2 separate regions of the Homo sapiens genome follow, and region 2 is linked to region 1. A link is an interaction called in ENCODE POLR2A ChIA-PET data of the cell type or tissue named here. Cell type or tissue: GM12878. All regions are shown on one strand. Region 1 has its middle 23 kb from the start of NECTIN1-DT. Region 2 overlaps ARHGEF12 (Rho guanine nucleotide exchange factor 12).

Region 1 (4,000 bases):
CTCAGGATAGTCAGACATGGCAGGGACATGCGTCACCCCCAAGAGCTCCTCTCTGACCTGCAAATCTCAGTTAGTGCCCTACAGGTCCTCAGGGCGCTGCGTCCTTGGTCTTTGTAGCTCTCGTCACGTTATATACGGACATTTTTACAGGATTAGTGAAAGTTTGTCTCTCCCATGAAACTGTAAGCTCCATGAGAGCAGAGGCTGCATCTGGATGGCTCATTATGGGATCTGGAGCCTGGAACCGACCCTGACATATGTGCTCAATAATTTCTTGATGACCGAGTATGTGACAATAGCAGCTAGCACAAGCTTAGTTTTTATTACATGTCAGCCATTATTCTAAGCACTGGACATACACATATACACCTCGCAATACTCCTGTGAGGCAGCTATTGATAGTTGCTATTTTACAGATGAGGAAACTGAGCTACAGAGAGGTTAAGTAAATTGCCCAAGGCAACACAGCCATTAGTTGGTGGAGCTGGGATTCAAGCCAGACAGTTTGGCTCCAGAGTCCATGCTTTTAGCTGTTGTGCTCTACTACCTCCTTAGAGGAATGAAGGAATGAATGAAACACTTTATTTATTTATTTATTTTGAGATGGAGTCTCACTCTGTCACCCAGGCTGGAGTGCAGTGGTGCAATCTCGGCTTACTGCAACTTCCACCTCCTGAGTTTAAGTGATCCTCCTGCCTCAGCCTCCTGAGTAACCGGGATTACAGGTGCATGCCACCACACCTGGCTAATTTTTGTATTTTTAGTAGAGCCAGGGTTTCATCATGTTGGCCAGGCTGGTCTTGAACTCCTGACCTCAAGTGATCCACCCGCCTCAGCCTCCCAAAGTGCTGGGATTACAGGCGTGAGCCACTGCACCCAGCCCACATTACATATTTATAATGTATGCCGCTTTTGACAAATGAGTTTTGGGGAGGAGTGAATGGTGCAGCTCCTCTGCATTAGATCACATGGTGCTGATGAGCAGGACACCCCTGGCTCCTGATCATCTGCACAGGGAAAGGAAGCCCATGAAGAGCCCTTTGGAGAAAGCCTCCTTCCCATTCCCGTCTCCTCCCCAGTCAGGTGCTGAGGAGTATGGGCTGACTGTGCCCTCAGATATGTCTAACTTGGGGGTGGTTCTTGGCTCCCTCTTTTTGGAATTAAGGAAGTGCAAGGAGACCGGGCATGAGCACACCAACCCCTGAATTCCCTTCCTGACCTCTGCCTCCTCCCAGGCCTCCTGTGTCCCTGGAGGCGCTGCTGATGGGGCAGGGGTTTCTTGGTCACTGCGGGAGGAGACTGAGGAGGTGAGTCTACTCATCTGGTCCCTGATTCCTGTCATATCGGCCCCCAGCGGTGCCTGCTTCCTGCCTGCTTCCTTCTCTGCATCCCCCTCCACATTTCTCTTCCTAGCTGCTTGATTCCTGGACCTTCAGGATTTCAAGAAGATGCCGCTACCTGGGAAGCCCCTGGGACTTTTTAACAGAAACTTACCCGATTGGAGCATGACTTAAAGAGACCAGAAAGGGAAGTACCTACTTTATGGTTGGCACAATGCCAGGGGCTTCACATTCGTTAACTCATTAGCTCATTTGATCCTCACAAGAACCCTATTCTTCTTCTTCATTAACAGAAGAAATGGGGGCTTGAGAAGGCCTAAGCAACTTGCTCAAGGTCGTGTGGTATAAGAGGCAGAGGTGAACTTTGATATCAGGATTGTAGGACTCAAGGTCTGTACTGGATCCGCTGTTTGGAGACAGAAACAGGTGAGGTGGGGTTGGGGTCTAGGGTTGGAGCTGTACCAACTGGGATGCCATCCATTGTCCCCAAAGCAGAGATTATTGTCCTAGGGCTGGGACTGTCATATTCTGGTGACATTAACTCCTGGGGAGGAAGAAGGAAACTCCCTAGCAGAGGGGCAGGGTGGCAAGCCTGGGAGGCAAGGGCAGGAGAGGACCTGGGTAGTAGCTGGGGGTAGGGGGGCTGTTAGAAAAGATCCCAGGAAAGGGACAGTGGGGAAGCCTGGCCCCAGAAGTGTGGGAGCATGCTTTTGGGGGTGTCCAGTCCTGTGGGCTGTTGAATGCAAGGGTGCCCATGGTCTTCTTGCCCTCCAGATTACTGGGGCATGCACCCACACTGCACACATGCACAGACATGCTCCGTTGTCCTCTGTCATAGCCTGTCATCACAGACAAAAACAGGCCTGCACCGGGCTCACTCTTACAGCCCTTCACCGCCTGGTGCTCCCCTTGGCTCTTCTGTTCCCAGCCTTATCCACATCCAGTCTCTGTGTGTGTGTGTGTGTGTGTGTATTTGTGTGTGTGTGTGTGTATGTGTGTGCGTGTGTGTCTCTTCTTCCTAAGCCTGCATAATTTTCTACTGTCTGTTGGCCTCTCTTAGGTTTGCACAAACACATGTACATAGTCTGATAACTCTGTTGTGTGTCACACACACACGCCCAGGCATACACATGCACACACAACCCTCAGTCTGTCCCTCCCTCTGCTTCTTAGCTGCTTATCTTCTGGTCTTTCACTCCAATCCATGCACAGCTCTGGGGCCTGGAGAACCCCACTGATCTTTAAAGGGTCTGGGCTATTTCTTCTTCTGTTTCTTTCCCCACTGCCTAGTGCCCTCTGCCTTCCTGTGAGCTCTGACTGTTGAGGGGGCTCTACCAGGCCTGCTACTGACCTCTCAGTCTGTGTAGCCTTTTGGGTCCCCTTCCCAGCCTCCATGCAGGCTCTCCCAGCTGGGTACAGAGCTGGGCAGGCCCCCTCCTGGAAGTGGCAGCCGTAGGAGCAGCTGGCCAGGGAATGGCTACGTGGGTGGGGACAAGCAGGGCTGGAAAGGGATTAGTTTGCCTTGGATTCTTTTCTGTGAAAATTTTTGTCCATTTGCCATGATCCATTGATTTCAGCTGATGTCATTCTGGTACGTGGGAGAGGCTTTGACATCCATCTAGATCAGGGGGCCAGAGCCTGCACCCAGGAGTCAGAAACCCTGGTTCTTGCTCCAGAGGAACCTCAGTTTCTTCATCAGATGTATCAGTTTGGAATTAAAGGTCTTTAGTTTAAATTTTGAGCATCTAGGAGACTTCTACTTTATTTAGAGTCTAGCTGCACCCTGATCATTCCAATCAAAATCTCCCTCTCTGTGACTTATTTGTTTATACAGACCACAGATGTGCAGACATGCGGACACACACATGCACATGCAGATGCAGCTTTAGCTACTCTGGGTTTTCCAGGAACTTCCCCAACTCAGGTGGGACCTCGCCTCCTTCTCAGGATGGGGGCTGCCTGCAGTGTGTGCTCACTCCACTACACTCTATGGCACATCTCTGGATTGAAATGTGCCTACTGATGACAGTGACCTAGGACAATGACCCACCTCTCCATCCGTCCCCACACCCCCTCCCCTAAGATTAAAGACCCGAATCCTGAGTCTTGCTCTTGCTGCACCCCCTTCTTGGCTGTGAGAAAGAAAAGGGAAGTAGGAACAGCCCAGGAGGGGTGTGGAGTGATCATGGGACCCTGAAATGTCAGCGCTCGAAGGGACCACCCTGACTCCTAGCCTAGTCAGCAGGTTTCCAAACATTTCACTTCATGTGTGGAACGTCGGCTCTGACCATGCTTACCTGGACATGCAAACAAACAAAACTGATTAAAGCCAAAATGCCTGCGTTAAGGTGGGTGGGAGCTCTGCCCAGCACCCTCACCCCCATGACCACTTCTGCATGCCCCTGAGTGAGCAAGCATCCTGCAGCCCTTTTTAACTCTGACAAATGAGGCTTAAAATCCAGCCAGCCAGCCCACTGGTTCCTGGTGTGGTCCCCGAGACCAGAAGCATCAGCATCACCTGAAGACATCTTCAAAATGCAGATTCTTAGGTTTTGCCGAGTCAATAATCTGGGGGTAGGCCCAGTGACTCATGTTCAAGAGGCTCTCTGGGTTACTCAGACGCACACCCCAGTTTGAGAACTGTTGGTCTAGTACAACCC
Region 2 (4,000 bases), 650 kb after region 1:
TAAAATGGCATGCATATAATTAATTTCCTCATCTTTTCCTCATAAAATCAGAGGTCCTTTTATCGATGGTGGTTTGAAAGTCTGGGGTATTCAGATTTGGCAGCAGAAAGTGTGTTTTTTTTGTGTGTGTGTGATAAACTAGGTGGATTGCTAATTCTGATTGAGGAATTCGTAATGTTTGACACCAGAACCAGAGCACTTGTGAAAAGAAGTCTCTTTAGTACAAAACCAAAAATTTAATTACAGCATTTGTTATAACTATAGCCAATAAAAGTATTTTTAATGAAAAAGAATTTCCGCAGAAGAAAATGCTTTCTATTAATGCAGAAGGTGTTATATAGAAGATTTAATTGTAATGATATTGGTTATGATCCGTTTTTTGTTTTATCTTTACCTGTATTTTATATTCGTATAACCTCTAAATTTTACAAATTACCCATAATACATTTCTTATATAATTAAAAAAATTCTGAGTACAGAACAGGAAATATGTTCAATCTTTATTCCATTAGAGTTCTACTTGGAAAGTATTAATATGTAAGGTTTTTATTTCTCCATAAGAAATAGACCTATATAGTCAGGCACAGTGTCTCATGCCTGTAATCCCAGTGCTTTGGGAGGCTGAGGCTTGAGGATTGCTTGAGGCCAGGAGTTTGAGACCAACCTGGGCAACACAGCAAGACCTGGTCTCTACAAAAAAATTCTTAAAAAATTTAGCTGGGTGTGGTGGCATGCTCCTGTGGTCCTACCTACTTAGGAGGCTAAGGTAGGAGGATTCCCTTGAGCCCAGGAGTTCGAGGTTACAGTGACCTATGATTGTGCCACTGCACTCCAGCCTGAGTGAGAGAGTGAGACATTGTCTCCAAAAAAAAAAAAAAAAAAAAAAAAAAAAAAGAAAAGAAAGATAAATAGATCTATGTCTAGTTAATTCGAGGAGATGGTACACATTTTTAGAGCACATGAGAACGAAGTTTATACTTTTCTGATTTTCTGGGTTTCCTTGATGATTTTTTGGCAAATCCTTGTCTGTTTAGCTGTCTGGCATATGTATGACTGTGGTTGGGCTTCTTTGTACTCAACCAATGAATGCATACCAACTGTAACACCTGAAGGTAGGATCATGAATAAATACTCTGTGATTTGGGGTTAGTATAGTTTTGGTTGTTTTCCCTTCTCCTGAGATTTCAGAAATAAAAGATTCCTATTCCTGTGATTTTTTTGGCACACAGTAAGACATATTTGATACATAAGATAAGTCATTATAATTAACTTGTCGAATCACTTTTTCTTGCTGCAGAATGATATTTTTATGAATGCCTTAGGTTTTTTCAATAAAAAATGCAACCAAACTGCAAATGTACTGTGATTTAAAGTGGTAATGTCAGAATTTAAATTTTGAGTAGTACTCTTTTTTTAAATCATAGAATGCTCTATGTTTATTCAAAAAAGTAAAATATTATTAGACAGTATTTTTTATTTTAATTTTGCATTTAAATAAAGTTCTCAAGCTCAGACTGAAAAGTAAACACTGTATGTTGGAGCCTGTCTCAACGACACTTAAAAGCTAAGACTTTCTACTTTTTCAGAAGTACATTTGTATCTTTTGGCAAATGTGTAGAAAGCAGCCTGTCCTAACAAATTTTGTTCACCTGTTCTCACTTCAGTTTATAGATTGTTAAACATTTAATCATAATATATTTTATATACAATATTTATGTGAAAAATGCCCATCCTTGATTAAGGGGATTTTTTTCTACTCTTATTTTTATTATTTTTACCAGTATATTCTGAAGTAGAGAAATGTGAAATGAGATGAAGATTTAAATTCCTAGCAAACAGAATCATGCATTGCCCCTGTTTTATAAGTAATGAGATCATTTTGTAGAGTCCAGTTTATTTACATTTGTTAAATGATATTAATATCTCTTCCATAAGCATGAATTTGGTGGTTTGCATGGTGTTCACTGAGGTGAGGATACTTGTTTAAGTATTTTGAGGATCTCATACTTTCCTAGCAGTTCTTTTTACTTGGTTTTCTGAAGTGAATATAGTCTTTAAAAAAAAGTATAAGGTACTAGTAATCAGATACTCATGATCACAAATGAAAGTGGTGGAGAAACCTTTTAAGGAATATTCACAAAAGTGATAATTTTCCAGATTGTCAATGAGGAAATGAAAGTCTCTAATAAGCTGTCACATTAATTGTGAGCTGCATTTCTCAGTCAGCAACAACTAATAGTCAATCTATAATAGCTCCAGCAGAGGGAATGAAAGTAATTTAGAAAAAAGTTTACTATTTGATTTGTCAAAGTGTGTCCAGGAAGTAAGAGAGCCTAACCAAGGGGCTGTTGTGCATGTAAGCTCTTCAGTAAAAGTGGTGGTGTACTAAGCTATATTTAAGAAGGTAATTTGAGATTTTATATTACATGCTAGTGAATCATTTTTGGATTTTGCACCAGAACTGAGCTCTTTGGTCCCTGCCTGTCTGTGGTTTGTGTTGCAAGGTCCAGAGGCTTAAAACAAAGAACACCATGGGAAATTCTCCATGAGTCATTCCGTCAGCTGTAGCTTCTGTTTTATAGTCCTTCGGATATAACTAGTGTTTTAATGCCAGCTCTCCTAGCCGCTTTTCATGCTTTGGTTCTATATGCTAATAAAAAAGTATGGCAGTATGGCTATTGTAGATAACGTTCAGACTTTTTTTTCTCCCGATTCCACAATTTTTAGTTCTTCTAATGGCTCTAAGCTAGACCAATTATAAATTGTAACTGGTGAAAAGATTTATGACTGTTTATTTTGTTGTAGTTGCGAGGTAAGCGAGTGGTCACTTAATACTTTTGGTTCTGTGAATCTTACTGTCCAGAGAACTAAAGATTGAATTAGCAGTTCAGCTGGAGTCAGCACTATGTGCTAAATCCCTATACTTAAGAGCTCTTATGTATTGCAGACAAATGTCCTCTTAGCTGTTTTGTTATTTTGTGAAAAATAATAATAATAGAGCAAGGCAGTTTAGATTCATATCAGTTTCAAATTTTAAGTACCATGTTTTAAGCCATTCTAATTGTTTTGTAGAAACAGATAAATTAAAAACTTGATTTAAATCCAGCCCACAGGATGCCTTAATCACCTTTGATATTTTAAAGGAGATGAGGAAATAATGGACTTTTTTGCTAGTAAGTGGCAGGTATGGTCAACACAATTTCACTACATTTGAAAAAAATCACTTTCCCTGCTTGCCAGGAAAATTTAAAGTGCAGATTGTAACCTGATCTTTTTTCTTACAGTGTAACGTCTGAGAAGTTCAAGTATTGACATGAATTTTCTATGATACCACTTGGTAAATTAAATCTGTGGTTTCATCACTGGCTTTGAATTATATATTTCTATGCATTTTACTTAGCTAAAAACTTATTTGAATATTTAGTCTTTAAATTTATTTTTTCTTTTCTGCTTATTTGAATACATATCACCAACATTCAGATTTTATTTTTGTTTTTCTTAATAGTAAATACATAAGTGGTTACTGCTTGCTAGGCAATGCTTCTTATTTTCTAATTTAATCCCCAAAACAAATTTGTGAGGTATAGGTAGATGTATTAGTAATTATGTTTTAGAGGAGATGCTTAAAGAGGTTAAGCAACTTGTTCAAGTTCAAATACCTGTTAAATTATGAAACTAGAATATTAACCCAGTTACATTTGTTTCTGAGGAGTCTTTTGCCCCCAAGGCCTTGAAATTTTAGGGAATTTTCATTTATAGCAATCAATAATACTATTCCCATCCCACCCTGTCCATTTCTGATTTTCAATAGTATAGTTTCTGCACTGATATTTACATCGTCTTACGATGGTTGAGCCTTAAAATTACCTGCATTGTTGTCTGATTTGCAATTCTTTGTCTAGTAACTCTTCTCACTGGAGTGGGTTCCAATAAAATGGTGCTGTATTTCACTCAAAATCAAGTTGCAGTGTTTTTTCCTCCTCATTTTAACATCACTAAA

What was found. Peaks named below come from ENCODE experiments on the same cell type or tissue, not always from the same donor. Only the 100,000 strongest peaks of a DNase experiment are listed, where the experiment ranks them.
Region 2: POLR2A ChIA-PET joins it to region 1 with 6 read pairs; 1 of 35 experiments calls an interaction of 5 or more read pairs at or near these places.

What each region holds. Positions count from the first base shown.
Region 1 is chr11:119,750,326-119,754,325 of GRCh38, forward strand. No RefSeq gene overlaps it. Among named protein-coding and RNA genes, the nearest start is that of NECTIN1-DT, 23 kb to the left of the region's middle. In GM12878, a CTCF peak has its summit at 2,235; a DNase peak (open chromatin) is centred at 1,546; H3K4me3 peaks cover 2,982 bases; H3K27ac peaks cover 2,167 bases.
Region 2 is chr11:120,398,458-120,402,457 of GRCh38, forward strand. All of the region lies in intron 1 of ARHGEF12 (Rho guanine nucleotide exchange factor 12), which reads left to right. Among named protein-coding and RNA genes, the nearest start is that of ARHGEF12, 64 kb to the left of the region's middle. In GM12878, no CTCF peak of the experiment used is centred here; a DNase peak (open chromatin) is centred at 2,494; H3K4me3 peaks cover 520 bases; H3K27ac peaks cover 1,063 bases.